4 separate regions of the Homo sapiens genome follow, and regions 1, 3 and 4 are each linked to region 2. The links are chromatin contacts, found by Hi-C or POLR2A ChIA-PET in ENCODE. All regions are on one chromosome and are shown on one strand. The core of a region is the stretch at or near the end of the contact, and the rest is flanking DNA. Distances in the headings are between cores, read along the strand shown. Region 1 holds the start of BPTF (bromodomain PHD finger transcription factor). Region 2 holds the start of KPNA2 (karyopherin subunit alpha 2). Region 3 has its middle 16 kb from the start of AMZ2. Region 4 has its middle 34 kb from the start of AMZ2.

Region 1 (2,700 bases), core at 40-2,539, 210 kb after region 2:
AGATATATAATAAAAATCCGAAAGAAACCACATTAGAAATGCAAAGAGGTTTGCAAAACAAGAGGCTTCTTTCATTCCAGAAAACCACACCAAAACAAGGGGAGAAAAATGAATGCAATGGATATGTGTTTGCCAAAGTTTCAATCCTGCCCGGTGGAGACACTGCACTGGCACAAATTTTGAAGAGGAAAAAAAGGGGGTTGGGGGGGGGAGAGAGAGCGAGCGAGTGTGGCCTGCAAACTGCAACAATGCAATCTCCATTTTGAACAATGCGCCTCTTTCCTCTTGTAAATCTAGTTTTTTGCCACTTGATGTGCCGTCGCATTTCCCCTCTGTTTGGGGGGGAGGCGGGGTTGGGGGGAGATCGGAGCAGGATGCACAGCACACGAGTGAGCAAGGGGGGAGGGCAGAGGAGGTGGGGAAGGAGTCTGCAGCAACTGGGCTGGGTGGGTACCTGGAGTGCTGCTGTAGGTACTATGGCTCCTGAAGCTGCTTTCCGTGCAGTAACTGGCGTCGTCGTCGTCGTCTTCCATCTCCTCCGGATAATCGGAGTCATCGTCGTCCTCTTCCATCTCATCCTCCTCGTCGTCCTCAGAATCCTGGGTCTCCTCGGCGTCGCCGTCCTCCTCCTCCTCCTCCTCGGAGACCATGTCCTCCTCTTCCTCCTCCTCCTCGCTCTCGTGGTCATCGTACACCACTTTGTTGACGGCCCTCCGGGCCGCGGTGGTCCGGGCCAGGTGGCCGCCGCCGCCCCCGCCCCCCGTCCTGCCGCCCCCGCCTCCTCGCCCCCCCCGGCCCGGGGCGCTGGTGCTGGGGGGGGCCGGCGGCGGCGGCGGCGGCTTCCTCCGGCTACTGCTGCCCCCCCTGGGCGAGCTCAGCCGCGTCTTGGGCGCCACCTCAGCCTGGGCGGCGGCCCACCTGCCCCGGCTGCTGCCGCGGTGCCGCGAGCGGAGCCCCCCGATGGGTCCGGACGTGGGCGGCGGCGGCGGTGGCGGCGGGGCCGGGGCGCAGCGCTCCGCAGCGGGAGCCGCGGGCTGCTTGGGCGGCCTGCCCCGCCGGCCCCTCATGTCGGAGCCGAGGCGGGGGGAGAAGGAAAGCGAAGGGGGAGGGGCGGGCGCAGGGGGGGCGGTGGGGAGCGCCGGGGCCGGGTGGGGAGGCCCGCGGGGCCGGGCGGGAGGGGCCCGGCCGACGGAAGCGGGTGGAGGGAGAAGGCTCAATCCGAATTGCTGGGGCCCCACTCCGGATCGCCTTCAGCCGCCATCTTGTTTCTTCCCTCTCGCTCGGTGACTGGGGGAACCGACAGCGGCCGCAGGCCCAGAGCGCGGTCACGTGAGCTGCGCCGCCGACGAGCCTGGGACGGAGCGAAGCGGCGCGGCGGCCGCTAGGGGGAGCGCGGGAGCGTCGAGTCGGGGGCGGGGAGCCCTGGGCGCCTGGGCTCGGCACAGCGCGGTGCGGCTGGACTCCGGGCGCGGGTGGCGCGGCAAAACTCCGGGCGCAGGTGGCGCGGCTGAGAGGGGCGCGCAGCTCGCGAAATGCCCGGCGTCAAAGGCCTTCGGAGACCAAAGTCTCCGCGGACCGCTGGCTGGAGCCCAAAGCCGGCCGGACCTCCTCCCCGCGTCTCCCCTTTCGCGGCTCGGAGAGGAAGGCAAGGGAGCCCCCAAATATCATTCCCTTCCCTCCCCCTATGGAAACTGATGCTGAAAGAGCCAGCGAGAGAAAGAAAAAAAAAAGTCGCGGAGAGGGGCGGCCCAAGCGACCGAGGGCACCGGGCAGCGCCAGCGACAGAGGGAAATTAGTCGAGGGGACAGAGAGACAAGCCCCCTGAACTTAGGAAACTCTGAAGCATGGAGCTGGAGTCCAGAAAATGACTCCAATGACAACTGCTCCGGATCTGTGCCAGGAGCCACGCCCCGGGCTGCCACGCCCGGAGGGAGGGGCGCCCTAAGACCTGTAGCGTGGAATCCGCACTGGGAAAGCCTCAGTAAACTCCAGAACGCAACTACTGCACGTTCCAATGTCCCGCCACCTTCCCAGTGCCCCAGCTAGGACTTCGATCACCTCAGCAAGAACTTACCTCTCCTTTGCAGTGGAAAAGAGGGAATCCTGCCTAAAACCTACTTCACGGTGTTAAATGTTTGTATTATCGGGAAATAACCTTAATTTATTGACCTGACAAGTCACTAGGTTTCAGCTTAGCCCAAAGGACGAATCATGATGACATTTCAGGCACCCTCAAACCTTATCACAGCGACTCAACCCTGAGTGGTTGAGGTCAGCTCTTTAGATAAGAGAAAGGTGTTATAAACATATGAATATTTATTGAGAGAAGTGACAACCGAAAAGTAATTTAAAGAAAAATAGTTGGCCGGGCGTGGTAGCTCACACCTGCAATCCCAGTCCTTTGAGAGGCCAAGGCCGGATGATAGCTTGAGGTCAAGAGTTCAAGACCAGCCTGGGCAACATAGCAGGACCTCGTCTTTAGAAAAAATTTGAAAAATTAGCCGGGCATGGTGGTGTGCACCTGTGGTCCCAGCTAGCGAGAGGCTGAGGTGGGAGGATTGCTTGAGCCTGGGAGGTGGATGTTGCAGTGAGCCGTGATTGCACCACTGCACTCCAGCTTGGGTGACAGAGCAAGACCCTGTCTCAATTTTTTTTAAAAAAGATGCTGGGCGCGGTGGCTCACGCCTGTAATCCCAGCAC
Region 2 (2,837 bases), core at 228-2,727:
TCACTGTACTGTCTTTTCCCTTGTTCTTGAATCTGTGAAGACGGGCAGCTGGTGTATTAGCATTCTCGTTGGTGGACATGGTTATGAGACAAAGGGAGAAAGCTAAAAGATGGGGGAAGAGAAAAATATTTCCTTTATCATTTTCCTTTGTCAATAATAGTACCAAATAAGAACTGAATTATCAAGCATCTACTGAATCCACACCTGTATACTAGAGGGGGGATCATCATGTTTTCGGCACTATGAAATAGCTTTACCCAAAGGGGAAGTGTCCCCCTTCCCTCTAAAGGGCTGAGACTTCCTGGAGAGGGCTCTCCATCAGAAATAGAATGCAAGCTATATAAATTGAAACTTCCTAGTAGCCATATTTTTAAAAAGGAGAAAAGAAACAAGTGAAACTAATTTTAATAATGTATTTTACTTAACCCAACATATCCAAATAGTATTTCAACGTGTTATCAATATATAAAATAACTGACATCTTCTACATTCTTTTTCCATACTCCATCTTTGAAATCTTTTGTGTACTTTAAGCTTACAGCGTATTTCAATTTGGACTAGCCACATGTATCCACCGTTTCTGACAGCCTAGTTCGATACTCCAGAGTCCCTAATAGTTAATTCAAGACAAAGTAGGGGAACCAAGTCAACTTACAGCTAAAAATTATGTGCCAGGGCAATAAATTCAGATCCTCAGGAGGCTCTCCCTATTTTACTGTCTTTACTTGGCCAAAATAGGTGCAGACTCGAAAATTAAATAAAAATTTGCTTCATCATTACATTATGGTCAACATTAAAAATGCAGTGCCGCATCTCGCATATTTGATTTGCATTTCCAGAGACTAGGAGTGAATGCGCTTAATTAGGATGACATCAGCTGTGCGTCATTCAGAAGATGACAAAAGTCAAAGCCCTCCTTACAATTTGCTATCTTTGCTTTCATTACGCTCGCCTACGACTTGGTGGCAGAGCCACCCCCGGGGCCTAGGTGTCAGAGACGGTGCTCCCAACTGCCACCCCCAGCCCCTGCCCCCACGCCGGGGAAGATGCAACGAGAAAGGAGGAGGCGAAACCAGGGCCGCCACAAGTCCTCCCGGGACATTCGCCCTCAAGCCTGGCTCGCTCCGATTCTCCCGGCCGCGACGCGTTAAGGCCTCCGCTGCCGTTTGCAGAGCGTCGGCGCCCTAAACCCGCAGACCCCGCGAAACTCAGCCGCCTGGTCAATGAACGTCGCCCCCGAGGCCTAGTCAACGCGGGAGGCAGAGCCAGGCTCGGCGTGGACCCGGGGCCTCCCTCCCCCAACCCAAAAGGCGAACGCCGCCCACGGGCAAGCCGTTAGCGCTCGGGCCGGGCCGCCGCCTGAGTCTGTACCTGCGAAGCGGGCCTGGGCTTCCACGGGAGGCGATGCGGGGGGAATCAGCGGCTGTAGGGCGACTGCGTTCAAAGGGTCCACCTCGACTCAGCTCAAAGACCGTGTGGCTCGTGCAGCCGGCCGGCGCGATTTAAATTTCCCGGTGACTCCGCATTCCGATTGGCTGGTTCGAGCCTAAGCTGTGTGCCCATTGGTGGATTTGAAAAACACGTTGGGAGGGGAGGGAGTCATAGGGCTTGGGGGCGAGTGGGAGGGGGGAAAGAAAAAAAAAAAAAGAGGATGGCATCGCGAGATGAGGGAGCGGCCGGGCGGTGAGGGAGCGGCCGGGCGGTGAGGGAGCGGCCGGGCGGTGAGGGAGCGGCCGGGCGGTGAGGGAGCGGCCGGGCGGTCCCTGAGCGCCTGGCGGGGCGGAGCGGGAGGACTCCAGATCCCGTCAAGCAGCGCGAAGGGGCGGTTCCCTGGGCCGTTCGTGTTTCCATAGGGTTGAAGCGTGCATGGTCCTTGGGCGTTTTCCTGGGCGACAGCCTTAAACAAATACCACAAAATGATTCTCTAAGTCATTATTTTAAAAACTTTGTTGTTGATCTTCATGAAAATAAAAAAATTCTAATTAGTAAATAAGTAATCTTTATAGAAAAACATATTGCTTTGCATTTTTTTCCTATTATGACACCCAAAGTACTCGGCGGGGGTTTCTGGCTACTATGGGAGGGAAGATTTGTGTTATATTTTTTAGTTTAGTTTTTTTTTAATTGCATCATAAAAGACTGTATAGAAGCCGCAAATATGGAAACAAAAGGTTTCTTATGCCTGTTTCTCCAAAAACTCAAGTTTTTTATTTTTAAATAATTTCAAATGCAGCAGAATTGCAAATCTTTATCCAGATTTGCCAAATCTTAACATTTTGCCACATTTGCTATTGCTTTCTCTATACATATATATGTATACATATGCACGCGTGTACATATGTGTGATTTTAATATGTTACTTTAAGAGAAAGTTTCAGAATCATGTCCTTTTTCCTCTGTTTCACGGTGTCTCTCCTAAGAAAAGACATTCTCTTATATAACCACACTGCAGTCATCAAATTCAGAAAAACTGAAATTTCATGCTGTTGTTTAGTATGTAGTGTGTGTTCAAGTTTTTTCAATTGTTATAGTAACATTCTATGCTCATTACACATTTCTGAATTTTGCATTTTTTGCCATATGCTCAAACGAACAAACAAAACAAAGATGGTCAACAGAGCATCAGGATTCTGGGCCATTTTTGTTTCTGCAATTTTTTTGTGTTCTAAAAGATTACATTTTAGAAAAGTTTTCATGGTTTATTTCTTACTATAAATAAATTCAAACAGCAAGTTTGTCCATTTTTGCAGGCATTAATGCCAGCCTCATTCATCGTAAAGCCAGAGTTCATAAAGGGTTGGACCTACTCTTAATCAGCATAATCCCATCCCCCTAAA
Region 3 (2,761 bases), core at 88-2,587, 230 kb before region 2:
AGAGACAGGGTTTCGCCATCTTGGCCAGGCTGGTCTCAAACTCCTGATCTCAGGTGATCCACCCACCTCGGCCTCCCAAAGTGTTGGGATTACAGGCGTGAGCCACCACACCAGGCCGCTAATTATGTTTTCATTTCCCCTGATTAAAAAGATTCTGCTTTAAGCTTGTTGACTTCAAGAGGTTTCAGTATAAACCTTATGTAGACTTTCTCTACCCAAAAGTAAAATTATTCTACTTATAAAAATGAGTTGGGCCAGGTGCAGTGGCTCACGCCTGTAATCCCAGCTCTTTGGGAGGCCAAGGCGGGTGGATCACCTGAGGTTGGGAGTTCGAGACCAGCCTGACCAACATGGAAAAACCCCATCTCTACTAAAAATACAAAATTAGACAGGCATGGTGCTGCATGCCTATAATTCCAGCTACTCGGGAGGCTGACAGGAGAATCACTTGAATCCAGGAGATGGAGGTTGTGGTGAGCCAAGATTGCGCCATTGTACCCCAGCCTGGGCAACAAGAGCGAAACTCCAACTCAAAAAAAAAAGAGTTGAGACCATGTACTCTTTTAAGACCTATGTATCCGTAACTAATACAAAATGTGTCCAAACCTTTTAACAAAGTTATACATTTTATACTCCAATAATATGTAATGTAGCTTTTCAGCATTTATTTGCCTTTCCCTTTGCTTAATATCTGGTGATAAAACAGAAAATGGATTCTATGTCAGCATTCTTGTGGCGCAGATTCAAATCACCAGGTGGTATTTATTACATTTAGATTTCCATACTCCAATTCAACTATTGTAAATCAGAAATCATCATGATCCTTCAGCTGGGCGTGGTGGCGCACACCTGTAATCCCACCCAGCACTTTGAGAAGCCGAGGCGGGTGGCTCACTTGAGGTCAGGAGTTCGAGACCAGCCTAGCCAACATGGTGAAATCCTGTCTCTACTAAAAATACAAAAATTAGCCGGACATGTTGGTGCGTGCCTGTAATCCCAGCTACTCGGGGGGCTGAGGCAGGAGAAGCACTTGAACCTGGGAGGTGGAGGTTGCAGTGAGTCGAGATCACGCCACTGCACCCTAGCCTGGGCGACAGAGCAAGATTCCATCTCAAAAAATAAAAATTAAGAAAAAATAAAAAAGAAATCATGATCCTTAGTTTCACAAGTTTGCAAATATGGGGCTCACCAATAGGGAACTAGAGTTTAGAAGCCATTGTCTTTAATTCTTTAAACCGTGGCCAGGTGTTGTGGCTCATCCCTGTAATCCCAGCACTTCAGGAAGCCACGGTGAGTGAATTGCTTGAGCCCAGGAGTTCAAGACCAGCCTGGGCCACATGGCGAAACCAAAATTAGCCAGGTGTGGTGGCTCATGCCTGTGGTCCCAGCTACTCAGGAGGCTGAGGTAGAAAGAGCACTTGAGCCCAGAAGGCAGAGGTTGCAGTGAGTCCAGATGGCATCACTGCACACAGCCTTGGCAAAGAGTGAGACCCTGTCTCATAAAAGAAAAATAGTAATGGTTATGCACATTACTTAAAATGACCTATTTAAGGAATTCAGACATGTTACACGCAAAAATGATCACTGCTATAAGTATACATTGCATTGATAAAAGAGAAGCTGCCCTTGTTTTCAGATTTGTGTTTATATTGCATGTGTCCTAAGTGAGGGCGATCGTAGCGTACAGCTGGGCCAGCCGCCGTTGCATAAGTAAGGAAACTGGGTCCCCCTAGTGTTCAGTTCTCGTTAATGACTCTCTAAAGGTGCAGAACAAGAAAAGTGGCAAGAGAACTTACAACTTCCCTTTCCATGTAACAACTCACCCAAATCAAAACTACTTCAATGACTATCCATTTCCTACATGGAAAATTAGACGGGAAACCTGATGCCCAGAACATTTCACCAAATATTATTGAGAAAATACAGATTGTGGCCATGTATTTGTGTCATTTATATGCCTTTCCAGCAACTCAAGAACAAGCACGCTAACTTCCCTAACAACTTATACACCCTAGAATTCAACCAAAACTTTAAGCACCCTCTCTGCACTGGCACCTCCCATTCTTAGTCCCAACTTTGTCCCTGAGCTCCTGATTTATATCTGCCCGCATGGCAGGGCATGGATATAAAACTAGGCATCTTCTACTTAAAGTGTCCTCAGCAGAACTCTGGATCATCCTCCTCAAACCCACTCCTCCACACATCCAATCGGCTCTCCTTTCTAAATATATCCAGGAGCTGACTGCTTCTGCCAACTGCACCAGGACCCTTGATCCAAGCCAATATCATCTTAGCTGGATTATTACAGTAGTCTTCTAGCTGGCCTGCCTGCTTCCACTCTTGGAACACGCCACCCCCACCTTAATTTTCCATACAGCAGCCACAGTAATCCTCTTACAGCACAAGTCTGAACTAAATCCTTAGCAATGGGCCCTGCATGAACTGCCTGATGGATACTATTACTTTTCCCTCTGCTCCTGCTACACTAGCCTCACTGGCTCTTTTTCTGGGGGGGTTGGGGGGGCAGTCTCGCTCTGTCGCCCAGGTTGGAGTGCAGTGGTGCAATCTTGGCTCACTGCAACCTCCGCCTCCCAGGCTCAAGCAATTCTCCTGCCTCAGCCTCCCGAGTAGCTGGGACTACAGGCGCCCGCCACCACACCTGGCTAATTTTTTGTATTTTTAGTAGACACGGAGTTTCACCGTGTTAGCCAGGATGGTCTCGATCTCCTGACATCGTGATCCGCCGACCTCAGCCTCCCAA
Region 4 (2,700 bases), core at 22-2,521, 180 kb before region 2:
GGGACTGAAGCAGGAGGACTGCTTGAGCCCAGGAGGTCGAAGCTACAGTTAGCCAAGATAGCGCCACTGCAGTTCAGAGCTTGGGTGACAAAGTGAGACCCTGTCAAAAAAAAAAAAATTGTTAAAGACTAACTCATAAGGATAAAGTAGGAGACACACAATTAAAAAAAAAATTCTGAAAGTAGATGAACAAGTGATTACTGCCTCAGCAGACTCAAGAAAGTCTGATCTCCAACTAAAAAGGAAGGTGAAGTTGAGAACACAATCCTCAAAACGCAATGATAACAAGGAGGGGTGTCTCTAGAATAGGGAACTGGCTGGAGCAGATTCCTAAACCATCTCTCTCCCCTTCAAGCTGCCAAAGGTCTAGTCTCTAGAGGAGGTAAACTGAGGTTCCCTGGACTGGGAGAAACCACGCTCAGTTGTGAAGAAAGGTACTGTACAGAAAACTGAGGATTTAAGTGACGATATACATAGTAAATGCTGTGTGCACAATAAATGAAGCTTTCTTCCACCACTCAGCCACCAGAATACCACCAGCAAGACCTCCATGCTTCAAGCAGGACACAGGAAAAGGCCTTTCCATGCCATCGCTCCTCTAGAGCTTACTCTCGAGGACAGACCTCAAGATACTGACAAGAGGGATTTCCCCCAATAAAAGAGACAATGAAAATCATCCAATGGTTAAGTCAAAATTGATAAGGCCCACCCACTTGCTCAGAGCTTCCAACTGGCTACAGAGTACCACGATGTTAATGAGAAGCAGAAAATTAAGAATTAATAAACATCTGAGGAAGAAATAAAAAAAAAAAAGAATAGGAAGCAGCAACTTAGAAGAAACAGACCATGCACAGAGGAGAAAAAAAAAAACCTGTCATTAATAGCCTCAGAAAAGTAAGAGAAAATACTATATCCAGGACACAGAAACAGGATTTTACTAATTTTTTTAAAGGAAGATTCTAAAAACAAAAGAGCTCTTAGATAATAAAAATATGGTAGCAGAAAGGAAAAACTGGATAGTAGGGTTGGACGACCAAGATAAGGAAATCTTAAAAACCTGAACACATACAAATACCCCAAAAAGAAAAAGAGACAAAGAGGAAAACTGGAGAGAAATGATAAGAATGTCAGAAGACCAAAATAGGAAGTCCAACGTTCAATAAAATCATAGCTCAAGATAAATACAAGAGGGAAAAGAGGAAGTTGTCAGGAGAAGTTCTCAGAATCAAACACAATTGCCAGATTGAAAACGCCCACCAAAAATACCTCGTGGATGAAAGTGGCCCACACAAGGGCGTATCACTGTAAAACTGCAGAACACCATAGACAGCGAAGATTCCGTAAGCTTCCAGCCACAAAGAATCAAGAATCAGTGTGGATTCAGACCTCTCGACAGCACATTGATAAAGTTTCTACTCTCCTTTCCATTCCCTGCTCTGACACTCATTTCATCCTACCAGATTTTTTCATGTGACCTAATTCTAAGAACTGGAAGAGGGCTTTGAAGACTTCAGAAGCTGAAGACGCAAAGTAGCCCATCCCTCTGCCCAGTTTGTTTTATTCTCCCCATTTTGGTTATTATGATTTTTTAAATCCTTTCATTCTTTTCACTCAGAAAGAGGCAAGTAATTGATTTCCTTATGAAGAGGCCAGGCAGTCCATTTTTCATGGCGTTCAGCGTGCACAGCAAATCTAAAACCATTGTCTGGCAAATGCAGCTTGCAGCCGCAATCATTTTTTTCACCAGGTAAGCCGGCTGGCGTATGTTTTTAAAATTTTATTGTTAAGTATTGTCTTTTACTGGTTAAATCAATGATAACATTCTTTACTTTGTGGTTGTGTTACTCAAAACGAGGATTTTTAACAATGATAAAAAATAAAGCTTGTTAGATCATTTTTAATGGTAATGAATTGGTTCCTGAAGATTTGATTAAAGAGAACTAGGCCAATCTAAGCAGAGTCCAAATGAGGTAGAAAGTCCATAGAGAACAGGAAAAAAGGAAGTTGTGGAACCACAGACACAGTAAAAGGAAAAAATTGGCCAGGTGCGATGGCTCACTCCTGTAATCCCAGCACTTTGGGAGGCTGAGGTCGGTGGATTGCTTGAACCCAGGAGTTTAGGCAACATGACAAAACCCCCATCTCTACAAAAAATACACAAACAAAAGACATTAGCCAGGTGTGGTGGTGTGCACCTGTATAATCCTAGCTACTTGGTAGGCTGAGGTGGGAGTATCGCTTGAACCTAGGAGGTGGAGGTGGCAGTTAGCTGAGATTGAGCCGTTGCACCCCAACCTGGATGACAGGGTGAAAGAGACCCTGAAAAAAGAAAGAAAAGAAAAAAAATTATTTAATTAAATTATTTATTTTTGTGACAAGGTCTCTTTCTGTCTCCCAAGCTGGAGTGCAATGGCATAATCATAGCTCACTGCAGCCTCAAACTCCTGGGCTCAAGGCATCCTCCTGCCTTAGCCTCCCAAAGTGTTGGGATCACAGGCATAAGCCACTTCAAGGGTAGATTTTTTTTTCTTCTTTGAAACAAGATTTGGTTCTGTCACCCAGGCTGGAGTGCAGTGGTATATTCTTGGCTCACTGCAACCTCTGCCTCCTGGGCTCAAGCAATCCTCTTGCCTCAGCTTCTCAAGTAGCTGGAACTACAGGCACGTGCCACCATGCCTAGCTAATTTTTGTATTTTTTGT

Evidence for each region. Hi-C counts contacts between places; a loop is a spot of excess contacts on that map. ChIA-PET counts read pairs that join two places held with the same protein, here RNA polymerase II (POLR2A). Pooled maps may share reads with other maps.
Region 1: a map of endothelial cell of umbilical vein shows a loop between it and region 2 (24-fold over the local background). The contact joins the promoter of BPTF here to the promoter of KPNA2 in region 2. A Hi-C loop is called at or near these places in 8 of 168 maps with a recorded cell type or tissue (CD8-positive, alpha-beta T cell, ascending aorta, dorsolateral prefrontal cortex and 4 more), 9 of 37 single-sample maps with no recorded cell type and 23 of 50 pooled maps. POLR2A ChIA-PET finds 5 or more read pairs at or near these places in 8 of 52 experiments (B cell, Caco-2, H1 and 5 more).
Region 3: a pooled map shows a loop between it and region 2 (3-fold over the local background). The contact joins the enhancer-like site here to the promoter of KPNA2 in region 2. A Hi-C loop is called at or near these places in 5 of 50 pooled maps. POLR2A ChIA-PET finds 5 or more read pairs at or near these places in 2 of 52 experiments (H1 and OCI-LY7).
Region 4: POLR2A ChIA-PET joins it to region 2 with 8 read pairs in OCI-LY7. The contact joins the enhancer-like site here to the promoter of KPNA2 in region 2. A Hi-C loop is called at or near these places in 4 of 168 maps with a recorded cell type or tissue (B cell, CD8-positive, alpha-beta T cell and naive thymus-derived CD4-positive, alpha-beta T cell), 6 of 37 single-sample maps with no recorded cell type and 13 of 50 pooled maps. POLR2A ChIA-PET finds 5 or more read pairs at or near these places in 17 of 52 experiments (A549, GM12878, H1 and 14 more).

Annotation. Positions count from the first base shown.
Region 1 is chr17:67,824,092-67,826,791 of GRCh38, reverse strand. BPTF (bromodomain PHD finger transcription factor) reads right to left here and starts at 1,289. Exons shown (of 28, transcript NM_182641.4): 1 at 455-1,289. The coding sequence starts at 1,067. RefSeq lists enhancers at 416-685, 648-1,343, 1,344-2,041 and silencers at 736-935, 1,116-1,165, 1,366-1,435.
Region 2 is chr17:68,034,375-68,037,211 of GRCh38, reverse strand. It overlaps KPNA2 (karyopherin subunit alpha 2), which reads right to left and starts at 1,477. Exons shown (of 11, transcript NM_002266.4): 1 at 1,372-1,477; 2 at 5-102. The coding sequence starts at 79. RefSeq lists enhancers at 945-1,164, 1,184-1,731 and a silencer at 1,695-1,744.
Region 3 is chr17:68,262,228-68,264,988 of GRCh38, reverse strand. It overlaps a transcript of ARSG not described here. Among named protein-coding and RNA genes, the nearest start is that of AMZ2, 16 kb to the right of the region's middle. Within about 2 kb of position 1,337, at least 2 of the 41 ENCODE cell types and tissues checked have a DNase peak (open chromatin) inside an H3K27ac peak, as active enhancers do; they include OCI-LY7, where a contact is called at or near this core.
Region 4 is chr17:68,212,207-68,214,906 of GRCh38, reverse strand. It overlaps a transcript of AMZ2 not described here. Among named protein-coding and RNA genes, the nearest start is that of AMZ2, 34 kb to the left of the region's middle. Within about 2 kb of position 1,271, at least 2 of the 41 ENCODE cell types and tissues checked have a DNase peak (open chromatin) inside an H3K27ac peak, as active enhancers do; they include B cell and OCI-LY7, where a contact is called at or near this core.